2 separate regions of the Homo sapiens genome follow, and region 1 is linked to region 2. The links are chromatin contacts, found by Hi-C or POLR2A ChIA-PET in ENCODE. All regions are on one chromosome and are shown on one strand. Each heading gives the region's core, a stretch centred on a gene start or an enhancer-like site at or near the end of the contact. The rest is flanking DNA. Distances are from core to core; before and after follow the strand shown.

Region 1 (6,668 bases), core at 544-3,043, 38 kb after region 2:
GCCTGTAATCCCAGCTACTCTGGAGGCTGAGGCAGGAGAACTGCTTGAACCTGGGAGGCAGAGGTTACAGTGAGCCGAGATCACACCACTGCACTCCAGCCTGGGCGATAGAGCAAGACTGCCTCAAAAGAAAAAACAAAACAACAAAACAATAGAAAACATCCACATCAGTTATTTCAATCCTGGTTTAAGACCTAAATCAGACCCAGTGCCTAACAAATATTCTGTGTGTCCCCTTTACATCCCTGAAATTAAATTAATATTACCCACCTACACACACAATTTTAAAAATCAGTATAATGCCCTAATTGAAATATAAAAGAGAAATAAAAGTCATTTATGATGACATCATATGTGTTTCAATATGTTAAAGTTTGGTGCAACTACCTTAGCAGCCAGCAGGAAACAGTCAGATACTTGCTTGCAGAAAAAGCACCACCGCAAATCTGACAGCTGCAAATGCAGATTGGTACAGGTGTATGTGGTTTGGGTAACTCAAATACCACAAGTGGCATTGGCATTAGGGATGTGATTTTTTCAAAAGGTGAACAACACAAAATCTAGTTTATCCCTGATTCTCACAACAGTTGCATTCCTGGAAAAACTTCACGCATTTAAAAATATGCAACTAATACTCCATGGTCATGAGTCAAATGGAGTTTGATTTTAGGCTCAGATTATTCTGAACATGTTCTCCACTCAAGAATGCACAGTGGGCTGGGTGCGGTGGCTCATGCCTGTAATCTCAGCACTTTGGGAGGCTGAGGTGGGCAGATTGCCTGAGGTCAAGAGTTCGGAGTTAGAGACCCATCTGGCCAACATGGTGAAACCCCATCTCTACTAAAAGTACAAAAAAAAAATTAGCCAGACATGGTGTGCAGCTATAATCCCAGCTACAGCTACTTGGGAGGCTGAGGCGGGGGAATTGCTTGAACCAGGGAGGTGGAGGTTGCAGTGAGCCGAGATCATGCCTCCACACTCCAGCCTGGGCGACAGAGCAAGACTCTGTCTAAAAAAAAAAAGAATGCACAGTTGGCACCCAGCCATTATGCAGGACAGGAGCAGTTCTTCATTGGGAGCGTCACCCAGAGCATTGCAGGCTGTCTAGCATTTCTGCCTTTTCCCGTTAAATGGCGAGACCATCCCAACTCAACCATTAAGACAACAAAATTCACCCCCACAGATGCTTTCCCAATGAGAATCACTGCACCAAACCAAGAAGACACACAGAGAGGTGAATGGGGATATTGGGTAGGACTCCAAGATTTTCCTCAGACCTCAAAGATAATGAGACATCACCTCAACATGATTTCCTGTGACTATCCAGACTTGTTAGGCTTTTTCTTCAGCAAAGGAGTCAGGAATGAACAGAAAAGACTCTAGTAGACTCCAAGGTGAGTGTCCCGTTGGCTTTTCCCTCTCTGGACCCTGGGAGAAGAGGAGGAGGTAGATGACTGCTCGGCAGACAAGCTCTTCCTCCCCACCCCACTCAAACCCAACAAGACAAACTTCACTTCTTGATTTCTGTTTTTAAAAAGGAAGAACAAATAAAGCAAGAGGCTGAAACTGAATGAAATTCAGTTCTCCTGTCCCTCACATCTCCTGTCTATTAATAGCCTCTTTGAATGAGTCACATTGAGACATTTATTGGCTGTCTCTGAGAGTGCTTTTACCCAAAATAGTTCCCAAGCCATGTTTCTATGCTGCTGTGATGCTGGGACAGCCAACACAGGCGCCGTTTCTCAAAGAAGAAACATGCATGTAAATCAGGTTTCACCTGGGCGGGCTGGGCCGGGGCCCAGAGTCAAAATACCAATCGGCCCCTCACAAACTTAAAATACTGAGGGCATGAATGCTTCATCCTCCGGACTCTCCCCCAGAGACCAGCCTCCTGGCGTCTCCTTGAAGAAGCACCTCATTGTCTCCACAGACCTTGGTGTTGTCTCAACTCTTACATGGTTTCTTTAATGGCTTTTTGGGGGAATGCTGTTGTGCTTCCACATGTGTGTACTGAGGGGACAGGGACAGAGAGAAAACAAGTGAGATGTTATTTCTCCCAGGACCCTAGAGCCAGGGTCTGCTCCTCCTTGTCCCTCAGAGCCTAATCCCCTCAGGGCAGGTGCCTCACTTTCCTCATTTCATGCCACCCCAGCCCCTCATTTCCTCCTCTGTCCCAAGCCATTTTTAACTGTCTGACTGGGAAGGATCTGACCTGACAGGACAATTAAATATTAATACTGTGATTGAAGAGTCTGTGTGTAAATCAATTAAAAATAGGACATGTGGGGCTCAGATATTTTTAACCTATTTTTTCTTTCTGTCTGGAAAACTCTTGCTGCATAGCTCAGACCCGGGTGCCTTGGGGCTGGGATGGATTCTGGAAGGTGGGGAGGGCAGGCTGGGAAGCTGGTCACCACCGTCCTCAGATGGGTGCTGTGTGTAGGGGCTGATGTGGCCTTTCTCCTACCACGCAGAAAGAAGGGGGTTCCATGCACCAGTCCCCTCCTCCTCCATCAAAACCTCCCAGGACTAGCTGTCACTCTCTTTGGGCTCCCCTCCTGTGCCAGTTTACATCACGTTTGTAATTATTTGATTTTTTATTGCACTGTATTCTAGAATGTGAGGGAACACATTCTAGAGGGCAGGAACCATCCTCTCCATCTTTCCATACAGGTCCCCGCCCAGCTGGAATGTGCTGGGCACTTAATAAATGTTTGTGCAATGAACCAACAGCAAGACAATGACATCTGCCACTTGTTACAACTTCCTTATTTGAAATGGCAAACCTGTTTAATGACAATCCTTCTGCCCCTTCCAAGTCAACTCAAGGTAGCATGTGGGTGAAAACAGTTTACATGGAGAAAGTATAATGTTTATAAATAAACATTTATTCCATCATCTCTTTCTGTAAAAGAAGCAGAGTGGGCAGCTGCTCCCAGACCCCGAGATAAATTGATTACCCACCATCAGCAGGCACAGATTTTGGCTCTGAGCTTCCTGGAAGCCCAGGCCAAAAGGAAGACATTGTAGGCAACATGGTTTTCATTTACTCAGCCAAAAGATCACAAGTCAGTCTGCAGAGACAAAGTTTTTCCAAAACTCTCTAACTCAAGAGTGATTTGGTATGTGAATCCTTACACTGAAATCCTAAAGCAATTAGCCGGATATGGTGGTGGGCGCCTGTAGTCCCAGATACTCAGGAGGCTGAGGCAGAAGAATCACTTGAACCTGGGAGGTGGAGGTTGCAATGAGCCAAGATGGCACCACTGCACTCCATCCAGCCTGGGCGATACAGCAAGACTCTGTCTCAAAAAAAAAAAGAAAAAAGACAGAAATCCTAAAGCAAGCTTGTCCAACCCACAGCTCACGGGTCGCATGCAGCCCAGGATGGCTTTGAATGTGGCCCAACACAAATTTGTAAACTTTCTTAAAACATTAGGAGTTCTTTTGCAATTTCGGCTATTGTTAGTGTATTTTATGTGTGGCCCGAGACAATTCTTCTTCTTCCAGTGTAGCCCAGGGAAGTCAAAAGATTGGACACCCCTGTCCTAAAGTGTCATTTAGCTGTTCCTCAAATAAGCCACACTGACTTCTGCCACAGGACTCGTCCATCTCCTGGAATGTTCGGCAGAGCTTCTTGACATTCGCCTCCCTGCTCAAGTATCCCCTCAGAGCAGCCATCCTGCCCCCCAGCACCCACTCCTAGCACCACACTCGAACCACACTTTGCCTTCCTTTATTTCTCTCCGTTGCATTTACACTCACTCATCCAAGTCCTTTACTTATGTGTTTGTCTGCTTGTTTTCTGTCTCCTTCACTAGACTATAAGCCTCATGAGGGCAGGGATTTTGTCTGTTTGGTTCATTGCTGTATTCCCAGGTCCTAGATTAGCACTTGCTATCTAACAAGCGTTAAATATATATTAGCTGAATTGTGACTCGAGGACATTTTCAAGCAGGATTTTTGGAAGTGACAGAAACACTGTTTTAAAAGAAGACTCCTGTAATTATGAAGACTGTCTGATGAGTATGATATAAAATGTTCCAGGTACTTTGATTTCTTATAATACAATTTCATACAGGGATAGAATGTGGAGGATCTATAAATGGGTTGCATTAACAAGTTCCTGGGTCTGTCATCTGTCTCAAACATCAGGAGCCTAAGTGAGATTTGGCAAGTCTTCTTTCACTCAGGGTCTGCTCTTAATTGGACTTCCCAGCAACTACTCCAAGTACAGCTCTTCAAGACTGCTTAAAATGTGAACCTTCTGGTTTAGCTACCGGACAACAAGGCAACACCTGCAGATGCTTAAGAGCTGGATTTACAGCCTCATCCTCCGAAAAAGAGAACTAACTTCAGCAGGAACAAGGACAGCTGGAGTAACTACAGGCAGAGCCAGTGCCTCCTGTAAGAGAACTCTGAACACTGTCTGGAGCTCACACAAGTTCCTGGAATAATGCTTTAAGTTCTATAATCTGTAATGCCTTGAAATTCTATATCTGTATGATATATAATCTGTATTAGTTATCTGTTGCTGCATAACAAATTATCCCCAAAGATTAGCAGCTTAAAATGACCAACATGTGTCATCCCATAGTCTCCGTGGGTCAGGAATTTGAGAGCAGCTTAGCTGGGTGGTTCTGGCTCAGGGTCTCTCACGAGGTTGATGTCAAGATATTGGCCAGGGCTGCTGTCATCCAAAGGCTTGACTGGGGCTGGAGAGTCAAGGTGGCTCACTCATGTGCCTGCTGACAGTTTCTCACTTTGTTCTCCTCACCACCAGGGCCTCTCCAGAAGGCCACTTGAGGGTCTTTATGTCATGACAGCTGGCTTCCCCCAGAACAAGTGATCTGAGAGAGTGAGCAAAAGGGAAGCCTCAATGCCTTTATGGCCTCATCTCAGAAGTCAAACAGTCTCTTCCACTATGTTCTATTTGTTGAAAGTGAGTTGCTAATTTCAAGCCATATTCAAGTGAAGAAAAATTTAGCTTCACCTCTTAAAGGAAGGAGAATTAAAGAATTTGTAGACATATTTTAAAAGCAGCACACCAGCTAATGTGAAGAAAGTGGTCTCAGCAGGAGAAATATGTGCAATAGCCATTACCAGGCAGAGAGGTTCTGTGTAAGAGGAAGCATGATGCACTGAGAAGATCCTGGATGAAGAATTAGACATTCCAGGACTCACATCTCAAACCCATCACTTAACAGCTGCATGAATTCAAAGATGTTTACCTTCTCTGGGCTTCAGTTTTCCCTTGTTTAAGATGGAGATAATGTTACTCATTTTGCTGAAATACTACGAGAAATAGAGAAAGTCCGTGTCAATCTCTCTGGGCACACAATAAATACTCAAAAAATGGTAGGTCTTATTAAATTGCGCCATGACACCTCTGTGAATCCTTAATTCTTGAAGAATTATAAATGGGTATACTGTACAATGTAGGAAAATGGATAAACCACTAAAGAGTATTACCTAAGATATGCCACATAAATGGCAGTAGATGTTTATCTAATATAGTAATTTTGGTTTGATACTCAGCTTATCCATCTGGGATATTTATGTGTGCGTGTGTGTGTGTGTGTGTGTGTGTGTACACTGTGCCCCTAGTTCTCCAATAACATTTAAACGGCTTACAAAAATACCAATTGCAGCCAGTCATGGTGGCTCACACCTATAATCCCAGCACTTTGAGAGGCTGAGGCGGGAGGATTGCTTGCGTCCAGGAATTTGAGACCAACCTGGACAATGTAGGGAGCGCTCATCTCCACAAAAAATACAAAAATCAGCTGGGCATGGTGCAAGTACCTGTAGCTCCAGCTACATGGAAGGCTGAAGTAGAAGGATCACCTGAGCCCAGATTGAGGCTATAGTGAGCTATGATTGCATCACTGCACTCCACCCTGGACAACAGAGCAAGACCCTGTGTCCAAAAAAAAAAAAAAAACACCAATCTCAGCTGGGTGTTGTAGTGTGTGCCTGTAGTCTCAGCTACTCAGGAGGCTGAAGCAAGTGGATCCCTTGAACCCAGGAACTCAAGCCCAGCCTGGGCAATATTGCAAGACTCCATATCTATTTTTTAACGAATTGCAGAATAAAGTCATTGGAAACAAAATGTTATGGCCATGTGCAGTGGCTCACGCCTGTAATACCAGCACTTTAAGAGGCCAAGGTGGGAGGACCACTTGAGCCCAGGAATTTGAGACCAGCTTGGACAACATAGTAAGACCCCATCTCCACAGAATTAAACAAATAGTCAAGCGTGGTGGAGTACATCTGTAGTCCTAGTGGAAGGCTGAAGTGGGAGGATCACTTGGACCCAGGAATTCAAGCTTACCATGAGCTATGATTGTGCCACTGCACTCCAGCCTGGGTGACAGAACAAGATGTTATCTTAAAAAAAGGAAAGGAAAGGAAAGGAAAGAAAGAAAAAAAATTTTTAAAGTATGCTATGAAAAACAAACAGAAACCCAGGAATATGCAAAGCACAAATCAGAGGAGAAAAAAGACTAAAGTGAGGAGGAAAATAAAAATAATTTGAGACAAAATTTTGGGCTCTAAGCCAAAATGAACAGAGGACCATGATCAGGGTCACAAGGAGATACTAAGTACTTTTTCTAGAGCTTGATTCTAAAGGGAATGTCTCATGAGAAAGTCACCATAAAACACAC
Region 2 (5,832 bases), core at 2,677-5,176:
AAAACTGGAAGAAAACTAAGTATCCACCCATGGAGAAATGAATAATTAAAATCCTCCATATTCATACAGTGCAATATTATGCAGCAGTTAAGAGACATAAACCAAGCATATAGATATATATATACACATGTGTATATACACATACATATATATGTGTGTGTATATATACATATATATGTGTGTATATATATACATATATGTGTGTGTATATATATACACATATATGTGTGTGTATATATATACATATATATGTGTGTGTATATATATACATATATAGAGAGAAAGAGTCACAATTATAGATTTCAAATACAATTATTAAGTGAAGAGAGGATTATGCAGAATGATAAAAATTGTATGATACCATGTACATTAAAAACACACAAATACATTGTTTATAGATGGACATTCAACAAATATTTATTAAGCACCATCAGTTTTTACATGGCATATTTACAAATGGCATGTGTTTTTATCTGTTATATATTTAAATATTCATATACACATAAAAGTGTAGTATATTTGTTATATCGATATAAGATGAATATCAAAGTATCTAAAATGATACCAAACATACAAACCGACCAAACCCATGAACATTGCTGTGCCCGGGGATGGGGAATGAGAAATGGGTGGTAGTTTCATTTCTTAGAAGGAGGGCAGAGGCTAGCAGGAGATGGTACAAAATATTACTAGTTCTTATGTCTAGTGGTGGGAATATAGTGTCTTTACATTCTTCATACTTTTCTGTATCTTTTAAATTTCTCAAAATCAAAAGAAGTCTATGAAAACAGGAATGTGTTTTTTGACAAAGTGTCAAATAGAAAAAACAAAGATTACACAGTGGTCACTGGCTTTGCTACACCTTCCCCTGGGTCCCAACATGTGGATTTGGGTGGAAGAAAACCTTCAGGAAGTGCTAACATATGGGCTATGGGCCGTGGGCCCTGCTCTAGGTCACCTGAAACACTGCTGATTTAGATTTCACTTGAAATCACTGCTGTTTCCAAGGGCTCTGATAGTCATGGCCACAGATGCAGTTGAATTGCCTGACCTCTATTAATTGCTGTTCTTATTGGCCAATTAGCCAAATGTGTGACAACCCTTAATTTAACCTGTGTTTCATAATTCAGTAAGCCGGATAGTACCCACGGATCAGTAGTTCTGATGGCCCCAGCCTGTCACGTGTCCTCTGGGGATCCTTTGATTGTTATCCTCCCAAAGTGCTCATTCCCAGAAAATGGATTAATCAGGCCAGTGAAAGCCTCAGGCTCCATAATAAAGTCCCATGGGCCTACTTATCTTCCTCTTCTGGGGTGCATGCAGGTTGGCCACCTTAGCCATGCCCTAGAAGAGGAAGGAAGCCAAACAGAAGTGTTCTTCCCAACCCTGGGTCCCAGATGCCCACTCCTTACTGCGCTCTGGGCCTCTCTCCTTCCTGTCTGGCTAGTCCATTGTTCTCTGCCTTCTAGAAAGAGGGCCCTCCCATCAATAGCTGAAGTCTTCTTCCTGGCCAAATGCATGTGCTTCCTATTCTGAAAGCAAAGAGAAAGGAAGGGAAGGTGAGCCCTGTGGTCCCTCAAACAGTGTCACCCCCCTTTGTGGAGAGGAAAGAAAGGAACCAACTTAAAGTATGTCCCTCACCTCTCCCTCTCCAGAGGCCCAGCCCATGGAACAGTGAAGGGGCAAACCCAACCTCTTCTTTCTCCACATGTGACTGGATGAGTCAGTCACCATCCAGAGGGTCTCAGCAGGTGTGAGGCAAGGGACTAATGGGGACCTACCAAGTTCTCTAATCCAGCAAGAAAACTGATCCTCATCTAACTCTTTCTGTATTTCCTGGTTAAAAACTGTAATGAAAGGAGATGTGTGATTAGTCTCCCCAAACCTCCATCCAAGTTCAACATAAATTCTAGGGTGTATGTGGAACAGAGAGCTCTTTCAGAGCAAAGAGCTCTAAAGAGTTTGTCTGGAAGGCACATCAAGAGGCAAATGAATTAAAATGCCAGATTTGCTAAAGCCATTGTCCAAAAGGAAGTGAATCCTGGGGGAGGTGTGTGAGGCTCCAGTCTACCAAGTGGGTTTTCCCAGGTTTCCTGGCTTGAGGGCAAGGTGGTAGCATTTGCATCTTAACTGTTACACTTGAGAAGACACTAAGACATCCCTTTTAATTAAGTCCAACAAATAGCATGGAAATCTTCCACAAAAAAATTCCACAAAAAATTATGATATGTCTGATTAGAAGAAATCAGTCACAACAGGGAAGAATTTTACAAGATAACGTTAAGTGAAAAAAAGCAAACTAAAACACTGTGTCTATAATAGGATTAAAATGGTATAAAAATGTCATGCATATGGACAAAGATTGAAATGAAATTTGAAGACTGATTGGGAAGAGATGCTGTTGGAGATGAATTTTTCCATTTAATTTTGATTTTCAATGTTTTCATGTTTGTAAAATAAGAACAGTTTTTGCAGAAGAGCTCTGGAGAGATGTCTCTCAAGGTGGAAATTATCCCTGCTGTTTGAGCTCTAAAGAGGGCAAAACCCTTGAACAGTGTTAGCCTCTGATGCTACTGGTGGTTAATTCTGTTCTCTGGGGCAGGGCAGGCAAACTATGGCCCATAGGCCACATCCAGCCTGCGAGACAAAAATGGTTTTTACACATTTAAATGGTTGGGAGAAAATGAAAGAAGACTATTTTGTGACATGTGAAAAACAGCATGAAATTCAAATTTCAGTGTCCATAAATAAAGTTTTATTGGAACTCAGCCATACTCATTCATTTACTTTTATCTATGGCCGCTTTCAAGCTTACAATGGCAGAGTTGAAGCGCAGTGAGACCATATGGAATGGAAGGCCTAAAATATTTACTGTGGCCCTTCCCAGAGGAAGTTTGCCAAGGCCTGCTCTCGGACATCAGTTCAGTATGGCCAAGAGAACGTGGTCGTCTGCATTATCTCTCCATGTCTTTATCCTCACTCCTGCTCACCTCCTTGTGGGGAAAGAACATCATTGAAGTCATCCAAGTGCCAGCCTCAGATAAAGCTTGAAAAGTACGTGGCTTAAAGCTTCTAGGCCAGGCGCGGTGGCTCACGCCTGTAATCCCAGCACTTTGGGAGGCCGAGGCAGGCGGATCACGAGGTCAAGAGATCGAGACCATCCTGGCTAACACGATGAAATCCTGTCTCTACTAAAAATACAAAAAAATTTAGATGGGCATGGTGGCAGGCGCCTGTAGTCCCAGGTACTCGGGAGGCTGAGGCAGGAGAATGGCGTGAACCTGGGAGGCGGAGCTTGTAGTGAGCCGAGATCGCCCACTGCACTCCAGCCTGAGCAACAGAGCGAGACTCTGACTCAAAAAAAAAAAAAAAAAGGCTTCTAAAATATCCTCCTTACTGTTGGTGAAATGGGGATTCGGGTATAATAAACACTTCATGGGGGTTTCGAAGCTGTTTAGTTAATACTTACTCTCTCTTGGAAATGAAAAGCCCAATATCCGGGGATTGTTGTCACTGCTGTTATTATCACGGTGATCATTCCTATATATGGTCAAAGAAACAGTCAGAGGCTGTCACACTCCACTGCTCATTACAAACGAGACCTTTTTCCAGCTGAAACAATAACACGTGAGTCTAATTAGAATAAAGCTCATTAGAGACGGAGAAAGCCATTAATGCCTCGATTGATTTTTCTAATGAAGTAATCCAGGGGAGGAGACTTTAACAGCACAGCTAATTATTTTTTGCTTTTCTTCAGTATGTCTTTGGCATTTAAAACTGTTCTTATGACTTGTTGTTTGACTATAAACGAAAATGCTGCTGAAAAGTGCTCTGTGATTAAAGAGGCTCTGACACATCCAGCCCTGAGAAAGGGATGGAAGGCACCTGCTTCCTACAGGAGGAGGGCCCTGCAGCCCTGCAGGCGGTGGTTTAAGCCCAGCAGCCCCTGGGGATAGCCTTCCTTTCACTTTTCCAGCCTCCTCTTCCTGTGTATTCTGGATTCTAGCTAGTCGTGCACAGATGCTCAAGCTGCAGAACGTGGTTATCTGCTCCTGCAGTCCTGGTTCAAGGACAGAGCTGAAACATACAGATTCTTATGGAAACTTGGATCTGAGGTTGCCTCTGGATGGTAAAACATGGAGGAAGGGGTTAGGGGATAAAGGGTGTTAGGTGGACAGAGGAGGGAGATGCCTATTAAATTTATGCACCAGAATGCAGGTGGGGCAATTGTGCTTCATTAATCAGGATGCTGTTTGCCACTCAGAAAGCAGTTAAGTCCCACAGTACAGGATAAAGGCTGTCAAGGAAGGATAACAATAAGTCAAGAAACTGAGACTCAGGATATAATAGACTTGGGAGACTCAGAACAGAGAGGATGGGAGGAGGATGTGGAGTAAAAAACTGCATATTGGTACAATATACACTGCTTGGGTGATGGGTGCACTAAAATCTCAGAATTCACCACTGTGTCATTTATCATGTAACCAAAAACCACTTGTACCCCAAAAGCTACTGAAATAAAAAAATTTATAATTTTTTAAAAGCCTTACTGAATGAGGAAATTATTCAACAAAAGGCATTATCTCAGTGACTGTGTTATTAGAAATATAGTTTAGTGATAATGCACAGTCCAGCAACTAACAGAGATTCCCAGTGTCATCCAGACAGGTAAAGGAGCGGAGGAAAAATTCTTCAGGTGATCCTTCAGCTAGTCACCAAGCCAACAAGAGCCTGCTTTATCACAAGCATAACAGCTTACACTTCCAGACAGAAAGAAGCCTCATTAAAATGAACTTCTGTCATGAGCCTTTATTACAAAACTTCATGTTTGCTTTGTACAAACCCAAGAGTCTTGACCGGACTTGTTTGCTGACTCCATTGCCCTACCCATGAGGTTCTTTAACTCAGAACTTTATGATGAAAGCAAAAGACAGAGTTTAAGATGCCTGGCTGAGGCCGGGTGTGGTGACTCACACCTGTAATCCCAGCACTTTGGGAGGCCAAAGCAGGTGGATCAGCTGAGGTCAGGAGTTTGAGACTAGCCTGGCCAACATGATGAAACCTTGTCTCTGCTAAAAATACAAAAATTAGCCAGGCGTGGTGGTGCATGCTACTCGGGAGGCGAAGGTTGCAGTGAGCCAAGATTGTGCCACTGCACTCCAGCCTGGGCAACAGAGCCAGGCTCCATCTCAAAAAACAAAAAAAAGCCCACTGAACATTATGGAAAGAGAACTGGACCTGATTCCACATGTGATTTATGTGGGTATTAGTAGTCCCCTTTATCCACTGTTTCAGTTACCCAGAGTCAACAAGAAGAAGGGTGAGTATAGTACACTAAGATATTTTGAGAGAGAGAGAACACATTCACATAACTTTTATTATAGTATATTATTAGAATTGTTCTATTATTAGTTGTTACTGTTGTTACTCTCTTGCTGTGCCTAATTCTTTTTCCTTTTCCTTCCTTTTTTTTTCTTTTGAGACAGAGTTTCACTCTGTCACCCAGTCTGGTGTGCAGTGGCACGATCTTGACTCACTGCAACCTCCACCTCCTGAGTTCAAGTGATCTGCAGTCTCAGCCTCCCGAGTAGCTGGGATTACAGGCGCACGCCACCACGCCCAGCTAATTTTTGTATTTTTAGTAGAGATGGGGTTTCACCATGTTGGTCAGGCTGGTCTCGAACTCTTGACCTCAAGTGATCCACCCACCTCGGCCTCCCAAAGTGCTGGGCTTACAGGTGTGAGCCTAATTTATATAGTTAGGTACGTATGTGTAGGAAAAATATAGTATATGTAGAGTTCAGTACTCTCTGAGGTTTCAGGCATCCACTG

The links. A loop is a pair of places that touch in the nucleus more often than their neighbours do. ChIA-PET counts read pairs that join two places held with the same protein, here RNA polymerase II (POLR2A). Pooled maps may share reads with other maps.
Region 1: a loop to region 2 is called in a pooled map, with 2.1 times the contacts of the local background. The contact joins two enhancer-like sites. A Hi-C loop is called at or near these places in 4 of 37 single-sample maps with no recorded cell type and 4 of 50 pooled maps. POLR2A ChIA-PET finds 5 or more read pairs at or near these places in 1 of 52 experiments (MCF 10A).

The regions. Positions count from the first base shown.
Region 1 is chr1:184,647,955-184,654,622 of GRCh38, forward strand. No RefSeq gene overlaps it. Among named protein-coding and RNA genes, the nearest start is that of EDEM3, 100 kb to the right of the region's middle. RefSeq lists an enhancer at 1,493-1,822. Within about 2 kb of position 1,794, at least 3 of the 41 ENCODE cell types and tissues checked have a DNase peak (open chromatin) inside an H3K27ac peak, as active enhancers do.
Region 2 is chr1:184,607,490-184,613,321 of GRCh38, forward strand. The region is part of intron 5 of C1orf21 (chromosome 1 open reading frame 21); the gene reads left to right. LOC107985236 (a long non-coding RNA gene) reads right to left here. Exons shown (of 4, transcript XR_001738328.3): 3 at 3,470-3,612; 4 at 1-1,532. Among named protein-coding and RNA genes, the nearest start is that of EDEM3, 140 kb to the right of the region's middle. Within about 2 kb of position 3,927, at least 12 of the 41 ENCODE cell types and tissues checked have a DNase peak (open chromatin) inside an H3K27ac peak, as active enhancers do.